2 separate regions of the Homo sapiens genome follow, and region 1 is linked to region 2. A link is an interaction called in ENCODE POLR2A ChIA-PET data of the cell type or tissue named here. Cell type or tissue: HepG2. All regions are shown on one strand. Each heading gives the region's core, and the rest is flanking DNA. Links, peaks and the distances in the headings are about the cores only.

Region 1 (8,329 bases), core at 313-8,312, 53 kb before region 2:
AAAAAAAAATCCTACAGAATTCCACTCATGAAACAGGGATGACAATGCACACCCTGTGACTTCTGAGGATTCACTTAGATCATGCGGGGAAATACCTGTCTCTCATCTGGCAAACAATCCATGTTGGTTCCCTTCCCTGGCTCCAGTATCAGTGGAAGGAGATGGAGCAGAATGACCCCGGACTTAGCACAAGACTCCTCCCCTCTGACCTTCAGTTCCCTTGTTCATGGAGCAGATGATCTTTAAGTCCTATGAAGACTCAAACATTCTAAGGGGACATGAAGCATAGGCAAAGGCAAAGGATGGACTGGTTTAAGTGAAAATATGTAGTATGCATTTTGTATCAAAGCAAAAAAAGAAAAAAGACTTTTACATATATCAAAGCAGAAATAAAGATGGGGTTATGGCTGGGCATGGTGGCTCATGCCTGTAATCCCAGCACTTTGGAAGGTCCAACTGGGTGGATCACCTAAGATGAGGGGTTCAAGACCAGCCTGGCCAACATGGTGAAACCCCATCTCCACTAAAAATACAAAAATTAGCCAGGTGTGGCAGCACACATCTGCAATTCCAGCTACTCAGGAGGCTGAGGCAAGAGAATCACCTGAACCCGCGAGACGGAGGTTGCAGTGAGCCGAGATCATGCCATAGCACTCCAGCCTGGGCAACACAGCAAGACTCTGCCTCAAAAAAAGGGGGGGGGGCAGGGGCAGTAAATTAAATTAGCAAATACCTATTTACACCCATTGCGAATGCATTAGTAATCTACCCACCAATGCCTACTTTCCATTCTTTCAACACCTGTATATTGGGTGCCTGTGCAGCCACACGGTGTTCTGAATGCTGGGAATCTAACAGCGGAGAGAACAGACCAAAACTCCTGCCCTCATGGGTCTGTGTTCTGGCACAGGTGACTGACCCAGCAGGTGCTATGCAGAGAAATAAGCGAGGATGAGATAGGGAGGAGACAGAAAGGAGACTGCTTCTAAACAGAGTGACCAGAGAAGGTCCCCAAAGAAGGTGACACCTGAGACAACATGGGAAGAAGTAAGCCATATGGGCCCCCAGAGCACAGGCAGCCCCAGCAAAAGGCAAGAGAGGCCCACCTGGCATGTCTGAGGCACAGAAAGACAGGTGTGGCAGCAGTTCCTGGTGAGATGGCTGTGGGTGAGCCCAGGCAGGCGGCAGTAGAAATAACGATGCATGAGCTTAAACGGGCACCGAAGACAAAACAAAATGACCTCTTTGTTCAACTTCTAGCCCCACCACCAAAGTCCACCTCTGAGCCCCTGCCTAGATGTCCCGGCTCGATCACCAAGGTTGTGTGCAGTGACTACCACACACTGAATCTCCACACGGCCTCATTCTCAAGGAGCCCTGTGCAAGCAGTCAGGCATGTGAGTCAGCATACGAGGTGCTTTCACTTACCACACCCCTTGCCTGGCCACAAATCCTGCACTTCCCCTAACTCGGCTCTCCCTCAGACTCAACCAAGGCCCCACTGTGGGTGAGGAGCAGGGACACTGGCTCCCAGCCCTTTCCATGGCACCCATGCAGCTCCGAGAACAGCAAAGTCCAGCATCCCTAGGGGGTCACACGATCTGAAGACCAGTCACACAGACATGGAGCCCCGCAGGGGGACCCTTCTCCTGGCTCGAGCAGTCTGGACCCCCATCTCCAGAAGGCTTCAATCTCCCACTGGAGAACTCTGGAATGACAGCGGTAGAAGTCTCACCTGCGCCTGCCTGGTTGATTTTTCCCAGCTAACTTGCTCCCTGCCCTCTACCCACAGTTGTACAGAGTAAAACAAAATCATCATGTTAAATACTAGATTCTAGATGACAGCCCTAAAAACGACTGCCATTTAAGTCGAGCAAAATTTAAAATCTTTTTGAAACAAACCAAGCAATCACTTGAGGTAAGTTTGGGGAAGGTCTTTTGAAATCAATCACTCTCTCCACTGGAGATCCAGTTTCCAAGTTGTTTCCTGGGCTCGCGAAGCAGCAGAAGGTATGAATAGAGAATGCTAGGCAGTGAATTCCTAAAACCCGAGGATGAAAACACACACGGTTCTGAAGATCCCACAGAAAGATATGCCAATTAATCTTATTCTTAAAATTGGCCTGAAGAAGAAAGGGAAGCCCCTGATGCAGAAACTGCATAAGGAATCCTCCCCTCTGGAACACACAGGAGGCGTCAGAAAGAAGCCTGACCTTCTCCCTTTCCCATGACCTTAGAGGAAAGGAAGGTCAGTCACAGCAGCAGTGGCTCAGAAGCAGGTAGGGAATCTTTTTCTATGGGAAGAGCTCACCAGGTGTGTGCTGTGTGCCAAGGACCACAGCAAGCAGAGGCTGTCCAAACATGAAGAATGCCTCTGCACAGGCCAACTGCATGTTCCGCAGGACCATTTAGGTTGCACCATCTCCCTCTCGACAGCCTGGCACAGTGGCATTCCGGTGTGTGCTACCCGTGCCTGGCTGGTGAAGAGCCTTTCTCCCACTCCACCTGGAGCTCCACGAGGGAAGGGCTTCACCCTTTTTATCTAACCCAAAGCAAGTGCTCAAGTAACAAGAGAAGACGACAAGGGAAGGGAAGAGAGGAGGTGCTGTTTGTGCTGGATCCCGAGGTGGAGAAGGTAAAAATGCTGTCTGTGACAAATTTGTATTTTTTAAAAATCCTATATGCAGATTCATATAGTAACCCTTAAAATAACCATGTTTTCCCCAACATCTTTATAGGTCAAAGGAAACAAGCTGATGACCAGCCATCCTGGTGGCATTCAGACCGCTTGCTCCAGCTGACAACCACCTGGGCTATCAGAATCAGCAGCAAAGGTAGGACAGGCCCCAAGGTCACCCGTCCCAGCGCAGCCCATCAGCTCTTAGCTCACCTATGCAACTTAATGAAGAGCTGGAGCTAACAGCGTGTAATTAGATGTGTCCCCAAAACTCGTTTATCTTATGCAATGGGAACACATCAGCTGACAGATCCAGACTTGCCTTGGACTGATTTTTACAGCAATATTTTTTTAGCCTCTGGTTGGCAAGCACCCTGGGAATGTGGAGATGGAGGCTGAACACTTCCCCAACCTAAATACTCAGTTGATGTTCCAGAGGTTTAAAACAGAAAAACTTACTTTAAAAAGGACAAAAATGACACTTTTTCAAATTTGATATTAACATGAGAATTCAAACAGTAGTGTAAGAAGATGTACAAGAGTCTAAAGATTTGAAAGAAGAATGATTGGAAGTGACGCAGTTAGAGCAGGCCTAACTGAACCAGAACGATGCAACTCCACAGCTCCTCCCCTCCCCATTCCAGTGGAGCCAACCCCACAGAGGGAATGGGAAGCACTCCCACAGGGCAACGTTTTTAACAGAAATATATAACAACTTTTGCTTTCAAAGTTGGGTGGGACTAGAACACACAATGGAAGGATGGAGTCAGGAGACCTGGATTCTTGTGCCCGCTCTGGCTTTTACAGTCTGCCTAACTCTATGCAGTCACTTCCTGCCAGCCTGTTTCCTTACCTACAAGAGGGAGAGACACTCCCTGGCCAGCCTAGTTCTCAGGGTGAACGAAAGGTCATTATCACTGCATCCTCTAGTCATTTGCTTCTTCGCTAATTAACACATCTTGAGCACCTGCGATGTTCCAGGAACAGGAGATGGCAGCGTGCAAGATAAAGTCCCTGACTTCTAGAGACTGCATGTTAGTGGCAATCGGCGTCTACCCGGCCTTCAATAAACTACTGAATGAAGGAAAATTCTACCTAGCACCAGACACAATTACTGGGTTTCTAAAATGGAATTATTCCCCCGGCCCCCTGCATCCAGCAGCCTGCTGCAGGGAAGCTCCTCCGAAGGCTGTAGGCAGGAGCGGGACAATGCTTGCTATCAGCTCCACAGATGTTACCTAGTACTATTCCTACACAGCGCCTTACAGAACAAACAGTAAAACCAAGTGGAAAGCATGCACGGGCTTAAAAACTCAAACTCCTTAACTACTCAGTAATTAGGATGTCATTTTACACCAAAAATAGATTTTTCTATTTTATACAATAGAAGGAAAGAAATGTAGTGCAGAGTGAGTCATTAGATCGTGACCTTATACTGTCTTCATCTCTGAATCTCAGACGCTGTGCAAAGCAGGGGGTCAGCATGTGTTTGCTGAATGAGTAACACTGTTCCTGTCAACAGGAATACGGATTACACCAGGTAGCTCTCAAACTTCCTCCTCAATCCACTCCTCCTTTTACATTCATGGAAAGGGAGGGGGAAAGAAGCCCAGTCTCCAAGGTCAGCCAGTTACACCAGAAGCAGTGCCACCAGAATATGAGCCCCGCCCTGGGACAGGGCACAGAGCCCTCACTAGCATGCTGGAGAGGGGCCACCCCAGGTCCTGGGTTTCCCTATACCCAGCTGCTTCTCTTCAAGCTGGTGAAGCCCCTGCCACCGCCACCACCTCCTCCCCTACCTTGGGACTTTGTGTTTAATCCCGGAAGTCACAATTTAGGAGGCTCAAAAAGAATAAAATTCTGGGTATACAAATGGAAAAGACCCAAATGTGTCTGTCAAGAATAGCCAAAGGGATGGGATTATTTAGCCAGGAGAGGCTGTGGGAGGGATGATGGGTGAAGTACTTGAGATTCTTGCTATTTTTCTAACAGTTTTATTAAGATAATAATTCACACAGTTCACCCATCTAAAATGTACACAATGATTTTTAGTGTGTTCACAGAGTTGTGCCACATCATGACAATCATTTTAGAACATTTTCATCACCCCAAAAAGAAACCCCACACCCTTCCCCAGTCATCCCCCACCTCCTCTACTCCCAATCCTGGCAATCACTAATCTACTTTCTGTCTCTATGGATTTGCCTATGCTGGACATTTCAGATAAATGGGATCATAACATGTGGCTCTGGTGATTGGCTTCCTTCACTTTTTCCAGAATGTCTTCAAGGTTCAAGGTTCGTCCACGTTGCAGCATGTGTATTTCACTCCTTTTTGTTGCTAAGTAATATTCCACTGTATGAATATACCACAATTTGTTTGCCCATTACCAAGTGACTGGACATTTGGGTTGTTTGCCACTTTTCCGCTATTAATAGTGCTGCTATTACCATTTGTGTACAAGCCTTTGTATGGACAGATGTTTTCATTTCTTTTGAGTAGATACCTAGGAGTAGAACTGCTGGGTCATAATGAGAAACTTCCAAAGTCAGGAGTTTCCAACATTCAGCCAGAGTGCTTTCCAAAGCAGGTGCATCATTTGACATTCCCACCAGCAGTGTGTGACAGTTCCAATTTCCCATATCCTCACCAACACATGTTGTCTTTTTTATTGTAACCATCTTAGTGGGTGGGAAGTGATATCTCATTGTGATTTTGATTCGTGTTTCCCTAATGACTAGTGATATTGGGTATCTTTTCATGTGCTTATTGGCCATTTGTATACTATCTTTGAAGAAACGTCGGTTTAGATCCTTTGCTCATTTTTTAAACTGGTGTGTCTTCTTATTGCTGAGTTTGGGGTTTTTGTTTTGTTTTGTTTTGTTTGAGACAGAGTCTCACTCTGTCACTCTGTCACCCAGGCTGGAGTGCAGTGGCGCATTCTCGGCTCACTGCAACCTCTGACTCCTGGGTTCAAGCGATTCTCCTGCCTCAGCCTCCTGAGTAGCTGGGATTACAGGCATGGGCCAACACGCCCAGCTAATTTTTGTATTTTTAGTAGAGACAGGGTTTCACCATGTTGGCCAGGCTGGTCTCGAACTCTTGACCTCAGGTGATCTGCCCGCCTCTGCCTCCCAAAGTGCTGGGATTACAGGAGTGAGCCACTGTGTCCGGCCTTTATTATTGAATTTTAAGAGTTCTTTTTTTTTTTTTTTTTTAATTCTTTCAATTTTTTTGGTAGAGACAGGGTCTCATGTTGCTCAGGCTGGTCTCAAACTCTTGGCCTCAAGTGATCCTCCAAAGTAATGGGATTACAGATGTGAGCCAATGCACCCACCCAAGAGTTCTTTATGTATTCAAGGTATCTTTATCAGATATATGATTTGAAACTATTTTCTTCCATTCTGAGTTGTCTTTTTACTTTCTTGATAACATCCTCTGAAGCACAAAAGTTCTTAATTTTTATGAAGTTCAATTTACCCACTTTTTTCTTTTGTTGATTGTTTTGGTGTCATATCTAGGAAAACACTGCCTAATCCAAGGTGACAAAGACTTATGCTATGTTTTAAGAGTTTTACATCACTTATTATGACTAATTTTTTTAAACGTTTTTTTAATTAAAAAAGCTTTACAGATTTAGCTCTTACATTTAGGTCTCTGATCCATCTGGAGTTAAGTTTTATATGTGGCATGAGGCAGAGATCCAAATTCATGCTTCTGCAAGCAGATATCCAGTTGTCCCAGCGTCACTTGTTGAAAAGATTTTTCTTTCCCCCATTGAACTGGCTTAGCATCCTTGTCCAAAGTCAACTGACCATAAATGTAGGGGTTTAGTTTTGTTTTCTTGACTCTATCTCATTTTTCCATGTCTATCCTTATGCCCGCACCACACTGTTTCTTGAATACTGTAGATTTATACATTTTTGTAAATTGGGAAGTGTGAGCCCTCCAACTTTGTTCTCTGACTTTTCAAAACTGTTCTGACTATTCTTGGTCCCTTGCATTTCCACAGGGATTTTAGAATTGGCTTGTTGCTTTGGGATTTTGAAAGGGACTGCTGTGACTCTGTAGCTCAATTTGAGGAGTACTGCCATCTGAACTATGTGAAGTCTTCCAGTCCATGGATGTAGGATCTCTTTCCATTTATTCAGGTCCTTTTAAATTTATTTCAACAATGTTTTGTAATTTTCAGAATATAAGTCTTACACTTCTCTTCATAAATTTACTCCTATTTTATTCTTTATATACTATAATAAATGAAACTGTTTTCTTAATTCCATTTTTTGAATTATTCCTTGCTAGATTATAGAAATATCGTTATTTTTGTATATTGATCTTATATCCTACAACCTTGCTGAACCTGTATATTAATTCTAAGAGTTTTTTTGGTGATTCCTTATGATTTTCTTTATATAAGATCATGCCATCTTTGAACAGAGAGTGTTTTACCTTTTCCTTTCCAATCTGTATGCCTTTTGTTTTCTTGTCTAACTTCGAAGTTCCTGGTTAGACTCTCCAGTACAATATTGAGCAGAAGGAGTGAGAACAGACATCAAGGTCCTATTCTTCTGGATTGTAGGAAGAAAGCTTTTAGTCTTTCACTGCCAGCCCTGGAAGTTTTGATTAATACCCTTTATCCAGTCAAGTTCCCTTCTGTTCCTGGTTTGCTGAGTGTTTCTGTCATGAAGAGGTGTTGCTTGGGGTTGGGTGTTTTTTCTTTCTTTTGTTTTGTTTTAATGTTGCAGAACAGGCATCACCAAGGACCTAATTAACTTAGATTAAAACCACCTGACATTATATATTTTGATGAATTTCAAGTGTCATAAGGAGCCAAATAAAATCCATTTTAAGCAACTCAAAGAAAAGCAGCTTATTCTCTGGCTTTGAGAAAAGAAATTTGTGATAATAAGGTATCAGAGGAAAACATGAATGTGTCCAAAACTTACGTTAAACTTTTGCACAATACAATATAGAAAGCAAAGAAAGAAAAAGACACAATTGATAAAAATCTTATTACCTAAAATACATTAAGAGCTGATATGAAGACAGAGGATCCAATTCCACTGGACAAAGAAGTTGCTGGAGAGGAACAAACAGAAGAGGAGATGGCTGGGCAGAGACAGGAATGCTCACTAAGTTCTACCTGCTAAGCCAGACTGTGTTGGTAGTCCTGGCCACATCAGTAGTGAAAAGTCCACACAAAGCCCCCAGCCTCTCCTGTCTACTGTGTTGTCCACTGAGCAGGCCTCGAGTGGCAGCTCTCAGAGAGTGCTGTCTCCTTAATCAGCCTGGCCTGAGGGACTCTGTGGAACCGCACCCCCAGCCATCCTACAAGGGACACACAGATCAAGCGAGAAAGACATTTGTGTTAGGCTAAGTCTCTGAGACTTGGGGTTTGCTTGTTACTGCAATGTAACCTAGCTAAATATAATACAACAAATTCCCATGCAGGAAAAAAAAGCACAACTTCCTTTAAAATATGGAAATAACTTGTAAAATAAGGAAAATTAATATGACAATGCCAGTTTTGGTGGGGCTACAGGAAAACAGAAATGTACTCTAACATTGCTAATAGGCTTCATGGAAAAATCTGAAAATACAGAACAAGGCAGATAACAGTTACCAACCTCTGACCCTTAAGTCCCACTCTGG
Region 2 (8,329 bases), core at 7-8,006:
GGAGGCTGAGGTAGGAGAATCATTTGAACCTGGGAGGCAGAGATTGCAGCAGTGAGCTGAGATCGCGCCACCGCATTCCAGCCTGGGCGACACAGTGAGACTCTGTCTCAAAAAAACAAAACAAGAAAGAAAAAAAAAAGAAAAGAAAACTCATTCTCTTGGAGGGGGAAAAAAAAATATATATATATATATATACACACACACACACATATATGTATATATATGTGTGTATATATAGGTAAGATGTAAGCCAGTTCAAGCATTTAAACAGGTTTAAAAAAAGAAGATATATTTATATATACATATATACACACACATATATATACACACATATGTATATATATGTATATATATATATATACACACACATATGTGTGTATATATATGTGTGTGTATATATGTAAGATGTAAGCCAGTTCAAGCATTTAAACAGGTTTAAAAAATGAATGATTTTTTTAAAAAGAATGATTTTTAAACACAGCTAATTTCTGCAGTCAGTCAACGTGACTTTCCACATGAGGGCAGCCCTGGGCACTTGCAATCACAGACGGCCACAAACCAACTGGCTTTGGGTAAGAAGGGATACTCCTCCCAAAGAATGAATCAGTCTTAGGACTGCAGATCCTCATGTCACTCATGCCTGCATTGTTCATCCCACAGAGCCTGCTTGCCTATGATGTGCCATTTCAGAGCTAAGAACTGCACACTACAATACAAAATGCAGTCCCCTGCCCTCCGCCTACCCAGCTCCTAGCCCCACAGAAGACAAACAGGTCGGTCATACCATACATGAGGAGTATGGGGACGGGGGTGGACCATCCACTCTGCAGGCCCAGGGGCAAAACACCTGGAGGGAGGGGAAGGTGAAATTAGAGCCAAGTTTTGAAGGATGAGTTCAGCAGGCAAAGACGGGAAGAATGGCATTTGCAGTAGACAAGATTTGCATGGGAGAAATGCAAGAAGTTCAGGAGTGTGGCAAGAGATGAGACTCAACGGGTAAGCAGGGGTCAGACCACAAGTCTGGATTTTATTGTGATAACAACAGAGAACCACTCAAGAATTTTAATCTCAGACAGTCCGACCCCTCCCCGTTGCCAATAAGAACATGAAGATGTGGAAGAGGGCCATGGAAACCACTCTATTTGGCTCAAGAGCTAATGAAAAATGCTAAACCATATCTGTCCTTCAATGTTCAATAACAAAAAGCACAGCCCAAAGACTTCTTCCAGATGGTCACCTTCTCTGTGCCTCAGTTTCCTCATCTGTAAAATGGACAGCAGCCACCTCACAACGCTGTTGTGAGGACTCAACGGGTTCTATACACAAAGTGCTTACAGCAGAAGAAAGCTCCATCACTTTTAGGTGCTGGTGGAACTCCTAGTGCTAGGACTAGTAGTACCAGCAGTTTATGAGTCAGAACACACTGCCCCCAGATCAAAAAGCAGATGGAGACTTTACCACCTCCTAGGAAGCTGCTGTACAATGGTATAGACTTGGAGACTGCTCAGAGCCACTTTGTGACTGAAGGGAAAAGAATGAACTTGTGTTAACCCCTCCCACCCCCATCCACCCCAGTCATAAAGCTGGTCAAGGACAAGCAGTGGCTCAGAGCAGAGCCCAGTTCCCTGGGTCTCAGCTGGCTGCAGGTCTCAAGGCTGTCAGCCCTCGCAGAATGGGGAACAGCCCCTCCCACCTTTCTCAGCCTGAGCCCCACCCCACCCATCCAGGCACAGAAGGCTTCTTCTCCCTCCACCTCTCTGTCCTGGCAAGCCTCTAGTCACCTCTGGAAATGAGACACTGCCCAGAACCCACCAACCAGAAGCCTCTGTATGGCCCAGAGAAGAAGGAGAGAGACTGTGCGGGAATCCAGCGGGCATCGCCCAGTCCCTTTCCCAGCCCTATCCAATGATAGAGCTCCTGCTGTCAGGAGCTGGGAACTCCCAGGTGCGATAAAGAGAAAGCCATGCCATACGAAGCTGAGAACAGTAAACAGTCATGAAGAGATCCAAGGGCTCAGAACCACAATTCCCAGACCTCTGGGTTTCACCAATTAGAAATTTTCCCCCAAAATTTTGGGGACTTTTCAACAAATGGTACTGAAACAACTGGCTATCCACAGACAAAAAAAAAAAAAAAAAACCTTCAATTCACACACCGCAACACATTTTAAAAGTTCAAAATGGATCACAGGCCTAAATGTAAAACATAAAACTATAACATTTCTAGACGAGACATGAGAAAACATTTGTGACCTGGGATTAGGCAAAGATTTTAGCTGTGACACCAACCAAAAAAGCACAAGCCGTAAAAGAACAAATTGACTTCAGCAAATGTTTAAAACTTCTGTTCTTCAAAAGATACTGTTAAAAGAATGAAAAGACAGCCTCAGACAGGGAGTCAATATTTTCAAATTATGTAATTGATCAAGGAATTGTATCCAAAATATATTTTAAAAATTTCAAAACTAAGTTAATAAAACAACTCAGCTTTTTCAACAGGCAAGTGATTTAAAGAGATAATCACTAGGGAAATGCAAATTAAACCTACCAGAATGGCAAAAATTAAAAAGACTACATGTACCAAGTGTTGGTGAGGATGTGGGGGAACTAGAACCCAGTGCTGGTGATGCGCGCAAAGCACTTTGGAAAAGTTTGGCAGTGTCTGGACATGTTAAACGTACCCTAGCCACCAAACCTAGCCTAACCACCTAAACCACCAAAGCACCTAGCCATTCCACTCTAGGTATTTACCCCAGGGAAGTGGAAGCAGATGTTGGCCAAGTGCAGTGGTTCACACCTGTAATCCCAACACTTTAGAAGACTGAGGCAGGAGGATCATTTGAGCCCAGGAGTTCAAGATCAGTCTTGGCAACATAGGGAGACTCTGTCTCCATTAAATTTTTGATAAAAAGAAAGCAGATGTCCCCACAGAGACTGGCACACAAATGTTAATAGCACCTTATTTTTCTGTAACATCTTTTCACGACATAGCATCTTCATTTGTGATTACACCAAGTGGAAACAGCCCAAACGTCTGTCAATAGGTGAATGAACAAATTGTAGCATGCCCATGCATTGGATTTTTTAAAAAATGAAACTAACTGATAAATGCTACAACAATCTCAAAGTAATTTTACTGAGTGAAAGAAGCCAGACTAAAAATAACACATACTGTAAAAAGAATATATACTGGCCGGAAGTGGTGGCTCACACCTGTAATCCTAGCACTCTGGGAGGCTGAGGCGGGCAGATTGCCCGAGCTCAGGAGTTTGAGACCAGCCTGGGCAACACAGTGAAGCCCCGTCTCTACTAAAAATACAAAAAAATTGGCCGGGCATGGCAGCATGCACTTATAGTCCCAGCTACTCGGGAGCTGGGAGCTGGGAAGCAGGAGAATCACTTCAACCCGGGAGGCGGAGGTTGCAGTGAGTCGAGATTGCACCACTGCACTCCAGCCTAGCAACAGAACAAGACTCCATCTCAAAAAAAAAAAAGGAAGAAGAAGAATACATAGAATACATACTGTATGATTCCATTTACATAAAATTTTAGAAAATGCAAATGATTCTACAGTGGCAAAGAGTAGAGCAGTGGTGGCCTGGAAGAAGTGGGGGCAGAGGGACCCCAAGTGGCAAGAGGAACCCTCAGAGGGTGGACTTCTCACTATCTTCTTTGCAATGATGGCTTAACAGTGTATTCATATGCCAAAACTTATCGCCTGTTCATTATAACTCAATAAAACTGTTTCAAATTTGAAGGCAGAATAACATAAGACTGCTTACTTCTTATTTTGCCAAGTAAGAATATCCTTTAGAAACTACCAGCTCTTTTCATCAACATGGAAAGATAGGACATTTTAAAATGTAAAAGATACAATGGTCAAAATTTTATACAGAAAGAGCCCTTCCCAAGAAAGGGCAGCTGCTAACCTTACACACATGAAAACTGCATTGCCCTTATTTTTTCCACGTTGATGATAACACGATTGCAGACTGTCATCTTCTGAGACTGGCAGGAATGCCCCTGAAGGCCGACCAGAGCCGAAGGACACTCTCCGGGTTCATCTCCACATCCGACCTGGCAGTTCCTCCTGGAAGGGCGGCACCAGGGACAGCCATGTGCGCTGTGGGACCCAGACATCACTTCCCTGCCCTCCCACAAGTCAAGAAATCACAAGAAGAATGTGGCCCAAAAGGTTCCTGAAGCACTCCTATGCAGCTGAAGAAGGGAAGTGCCTTGTTTCCACAAGAGCTGCTCACCCCCAAGCCACAGTATCTGTGGTTTGCTGCTGGGACAAGTTCCATAAGTCAACATTAAAAACTCTTCAGTGGGATTCCTCCAGGCTAAAGTCCAGTGAGCTAAAGCCGAAATCAAATATGAGCTCTCAAGAAGACCACGATGTAGACTGGAATCCTTCTGATATTGCGCCAGAATGCTAACAAAAGCCAAGAGATGTCATCAGCAAAGCCCTAGAGGGAAACTTTGGGTAAAATGACAGTGCAGTGCGCTCCTGCTCAAGTGTGGCTGGTTTGGTGGTAAGAAGGGCTGAGCAGGGGGACAGGCCTGCTCTTAACCCCACCTCCCCATGCAACTGGGGCTCCAGGCATGGTCCCAAGCCCCATGTGTCAGATAGGGAGGGACAACCCCAAACACACCCAGAAAATAAGCATGAACTTTACCATTCAAGAAACCAGGCACACACATGAATCCAGAGCCGTGTCCTGCGCCACAAAGACCCTCGGGCGTGCTTATGGGGACACCCCAGCCTGCACACCCAAGCTCTGTCCACACATACCCTGCCCATGGCCACCATTCAGCCACCTTTGGCTGGAGGCACGTGCACACAGTGCACAGCCTACCCTCAGCAGGACACGCCAGGGAGGCGGCCCATGCAGGCCATGTAAGGGGTCTGGGGGTTACTGGGGCAGGGAATTCCAGGGTCTCTGTCCCTGTGCATGGCCTAAAGGGAGAGGCACAAGTTTTAGGGAGATACCACTTCTTGATACCTCAGATTCCTCACCCTATAGGGACAGTCACACTGGAAAAAGGGCCCCGGGCAGGGGTCCCACATGCCCCACCTACGGGAATGCTGACATATGAAAGGTCTGGGGGCTGCGGGGAGCACCCTAGCATATCCACACCTAGAGCCACAGCCTCGCAGCCAGCGAATGCAGCTGCCTCTTCCCTGGCCCAGAGATCCTTCTCTCTTGTCAGCAATCCCCATCCCACCCCAAGCCCCAGTCTCTGTCTCACTGGACTTTACACCAGGACTCCCGCAACTGTGCCTTGCCCGTTTAGACTGGAAATTCCATTTAGGCTGCCTCCTGGACTCCCTCTCAGGACCCTGCTTCCAACAATCACATAGTCAAAGGGGACAATGTCCCCCCTCCCCGCCTCGGGGCTGCTCCGGGCCCCAACTGCCAGGAAGCAAGACTGGACACTGCAACGTTTAACTCACATTGAGCTGAAGCAGCCGAGTTCTTCCTCTATAAAGTGAGCTGACTGCAGAGAAACTGCACCCTGGCATTCAGTCATGTTTCACAATAACTCCAGAGGAGGAGCTCTGCTTCTGACATGAAGTGTGGCAAGCCTTAGAAGGAAGCAGAGCTACAAAGTTATTCAATGCAAATATTTAAAGAACAGGCTGCTTTTGGTGCCAGGAGGACGGCAGCTTGCAAACCTCCAGTCACAATAAAGGTTCTGCTTGGTTGGGACTGAGTCAGGATGACAAATGTTGTTTCATTGCACCCTCCGTCCACTGAGGAGACAAGGTTTTTAAAGCAACTTTTCAGGAAGTTACTCTGTCCATTGGGCAGGACCTTAAAAGTCACAGCAAGAGAGCAAGTGTCTGGTGTGGAAAAACCAGAGTGTGTATACAACTACTCAGTCAAGAACTAAATGTGCATTTCCAATGTCATTCACGCGGCAATTATTTGGAAATAAGGATGGGATCATGCAATTTTGCCAACAGTAAATATACAGATTTGGTAACTTCAAGTGCCTATAATGTCCACCAGACAGAGGCCTTAAAGCACATTCCACCCATGTTTTCCTCCTTGAGAAAGGCAATTTGATTGTTAAAAGAAACAGTGGCCAGGCACAGTGACCCACACCTGTAATCCCAGCGCTCTGGGAAGCCGGGACAGGAGGATCACTTGAAGCCAGGAGTTCAAGACCAGCCTGGGCAACACAGTGAGACCTGCCCCCTTCCCCAGTCTCCAGAAAAATTTAAAAATTAGCCAGGTATTGGCTGGGCGTGGTGGCTCACGTCTGTAATCCCAGCACTTTGGGAGGCCGAAGTGGGCGGATCACAAGGTCAGGAGATCAAGACCATCCTGGCTAACACGGTGAAACCTCATTTCTACTAAAAATACAAAAAATTAGCTGGGCGTGGTGGTGGGCGCCTGTAGTCCCAGCTACTTGGGAGGCTGAGGTAGGAGAATGGCTTGAACCTGGGAAGCGGAGCTTGCAATGAGCCGAGATTGCACCACTGCACTCCAGGCTGGGCGACAGAGCGAGACTCCGTCTCAAAAAAAAAATAATAAAATTAGCCAGGTATGACACTGGACGCGGTGGCTCACGCCTGTAATCCTAGCACTTTGGGAGGCCAAGATGGGTGGATCACAAGGTCAGGAATTCAAGACCAGCCTGGCCAAGATGCTGAAACCCCATCACTACTAAAAATACAAAAATTAGCTGGGCATGGTGGCACACGCCCGTAATCCCAGCTACTGGGAAGGCTGAGGCAGGAGAATCGCCTGAACCCAGGCAGCAAAGGTTGCAGTGAGCCAAGATCGAGCCACTGCACTCCAGCCTGGGTGACAGAGCAAGACTCTGCCGCAAAAAAAAAAAAAAAAAAAAATTGGCCAGGTATGATGGTACACACTTGTAATTTGGGAGGGTGAGGTGAGAGGATCATTAAGCCCTGGAGTTGGAGGCTGCAGTGGGCCACAATCACACCACTACACTCCAGCCTGGGTGACAGAGTGAGGCCCTGTCTCAATCAGGGGGAAAAAAAGCAGAGAATAGAGACGGTCCAGGCCAAAATGGACACACTGAATTTTTTGTTGGTATTTCTGATGGTGTCCTCAGGCCTGGCTTACTGAGTTCTACAGCCTCAAGCTGCATGCTGATCAAAACCACACATCACATTTCCTAGGTATGAGGCCTAGGCCCAGCTTTCTCACTTGCAAAACAAAGTTGTCATGAGAATAAGTGTAATCACGCAAGGAAAAATAGGACACCTGGCACAAAATGAGCCTCAATAAACATTAAATTTTTTAAAAATAATTCTGATAACGATTGTGAAGTCAGAAACCAGTTCAGGGAAGTGAAGGCTAGAAGGGGGCTGGGAGGTTTGGCAACAAGCAGAGCCCTGGCAGGAGGGGATGAGGCTTGGACCCTCCCGCCCACTGAGGCTGGCCTTCCCTCCACACCAGGCTGGGGGTGTTTAATCACGCTCTGCCTCCTCTGACCAGAATGTAAGATCATGGACTACGTTGTTCCTGTTGTAACTCCAGTGCCTAGAACCGTGCCTAGCACATGGCAGGCGTTCAAAAATTTGCTGAATACATAAATGGGGATTTGGCCAGGCACAGTGGCTCACGCCTGTTATCCCAGGACTTTGGGAGGCAGAGGCGGGCAGATCACAAGGTCAGGAGATTGAGACCATCCTGGCTAACATGGTAAAACCCTGTCTCTACTAAAAATAGAAAAAATTAGCCAGGCGTGGTGGCAGGCGCCTGTAGTCCCAGCTACCTGGGAGGCTGAGGCAGGAGAATCGCTTGAACCCGGGAGGCAGAGGTTGCAGTGAGCTGAGATGGCGCCACTGCACTCCAGCCTGGGCGACAGCGAGACTCCGTCTCAAAAAAAAAAACAATAAATAATAAATAAATAAATAAAAATGAATGGGGATTTATGAATACATTGAATTGCATGCAAAAATGTCTGAGTCCATTTCTAGGGGGAAAGAATCTATTTGCATGAAATTCTCATGTAAATATAAGATCCAAATACAGGTCAACAAAAATTAGCCAGGCATGGTGGCGCATGCCTGTGGTCCCAGCTATTACTTCACTCGGGAGGCAGAGTGAGGCAGGAGAATCATCTGAACCCGTGAGGTGGAGGATGCAGTGAGCTGAGATCACACCACTGCACCCCAGCCTGGGCGACAGGGCAAGACTCTGTCTCAAAAAACAAACAAACAAAAATACAAGTGAAGAAACATTGCTGAGTTCCACCCACGTGTCTCAGAACACCAGTGACCACCGTTAGGTGAGCAAGGCAGTAAAATTACAGAGCAAAATCTAACAGGCCAGAGCTTTCCTGGA

The links. ChIA-PET counts read pairs that join two places held together with the same protein. Peaks named below come from ENCODE experiments on the same cell type or tissue, not always from the same donor. Only the 100,000 strongest peaks of a DNase experiment are listed, where the experiment ranks them.
Region 1: POLR2A ChIA-PET joins it to region 2 with 12 read pairs; 10 of 35 experiments call an interaction of 5 or more read pairs at or near these places.

The regions. Positions count from the first base shown.
Region 1 is chr22:42,936,224-42,944,552 of GRCh38, forward strand. All of the region lies in intron 1 of PACSIN2 (protein kinase C and casein kinase substrate in neurons 2), which reads right to left. LOC124905128 (a long non-coding RNA gene) reads left to right here and starts at 1,483. Exons shown (of 2, transcript XR_007068119.1): 1 at 1,483-2,635; 2 at 2,739-3,766. RefSeq lists enhancers at 3,167-3,667, 4,000-4,294 and a silencer at 5,688-5,914. In HepG2, for the core only: no CTCF peak of the experiment used is centred there; a DNase peak (open chromatin) is centred at 4,198.
Region 2 is chr22:42,989,692-42,998,020 of GRCh38, forward strand. The region is part of intron 1 of PACSIN2 (protein kinase C and casein kinase substrate in neurons 2); the gene reads right to left. Among named protein-coding and RNA genes, the nearest start is that of PACSIN2, 21 kb to the right of the region's middle. RefSeq lists a silencer at 3,339-3,459. In HepG2, for the core only: a CTCF peak has its summit at 515 (motif pointing right); DNase peaks (open chromatin) are centred at 580, 4,370, 4,820 and 5,620; H3K4me3 peaks cover 3,620 bases.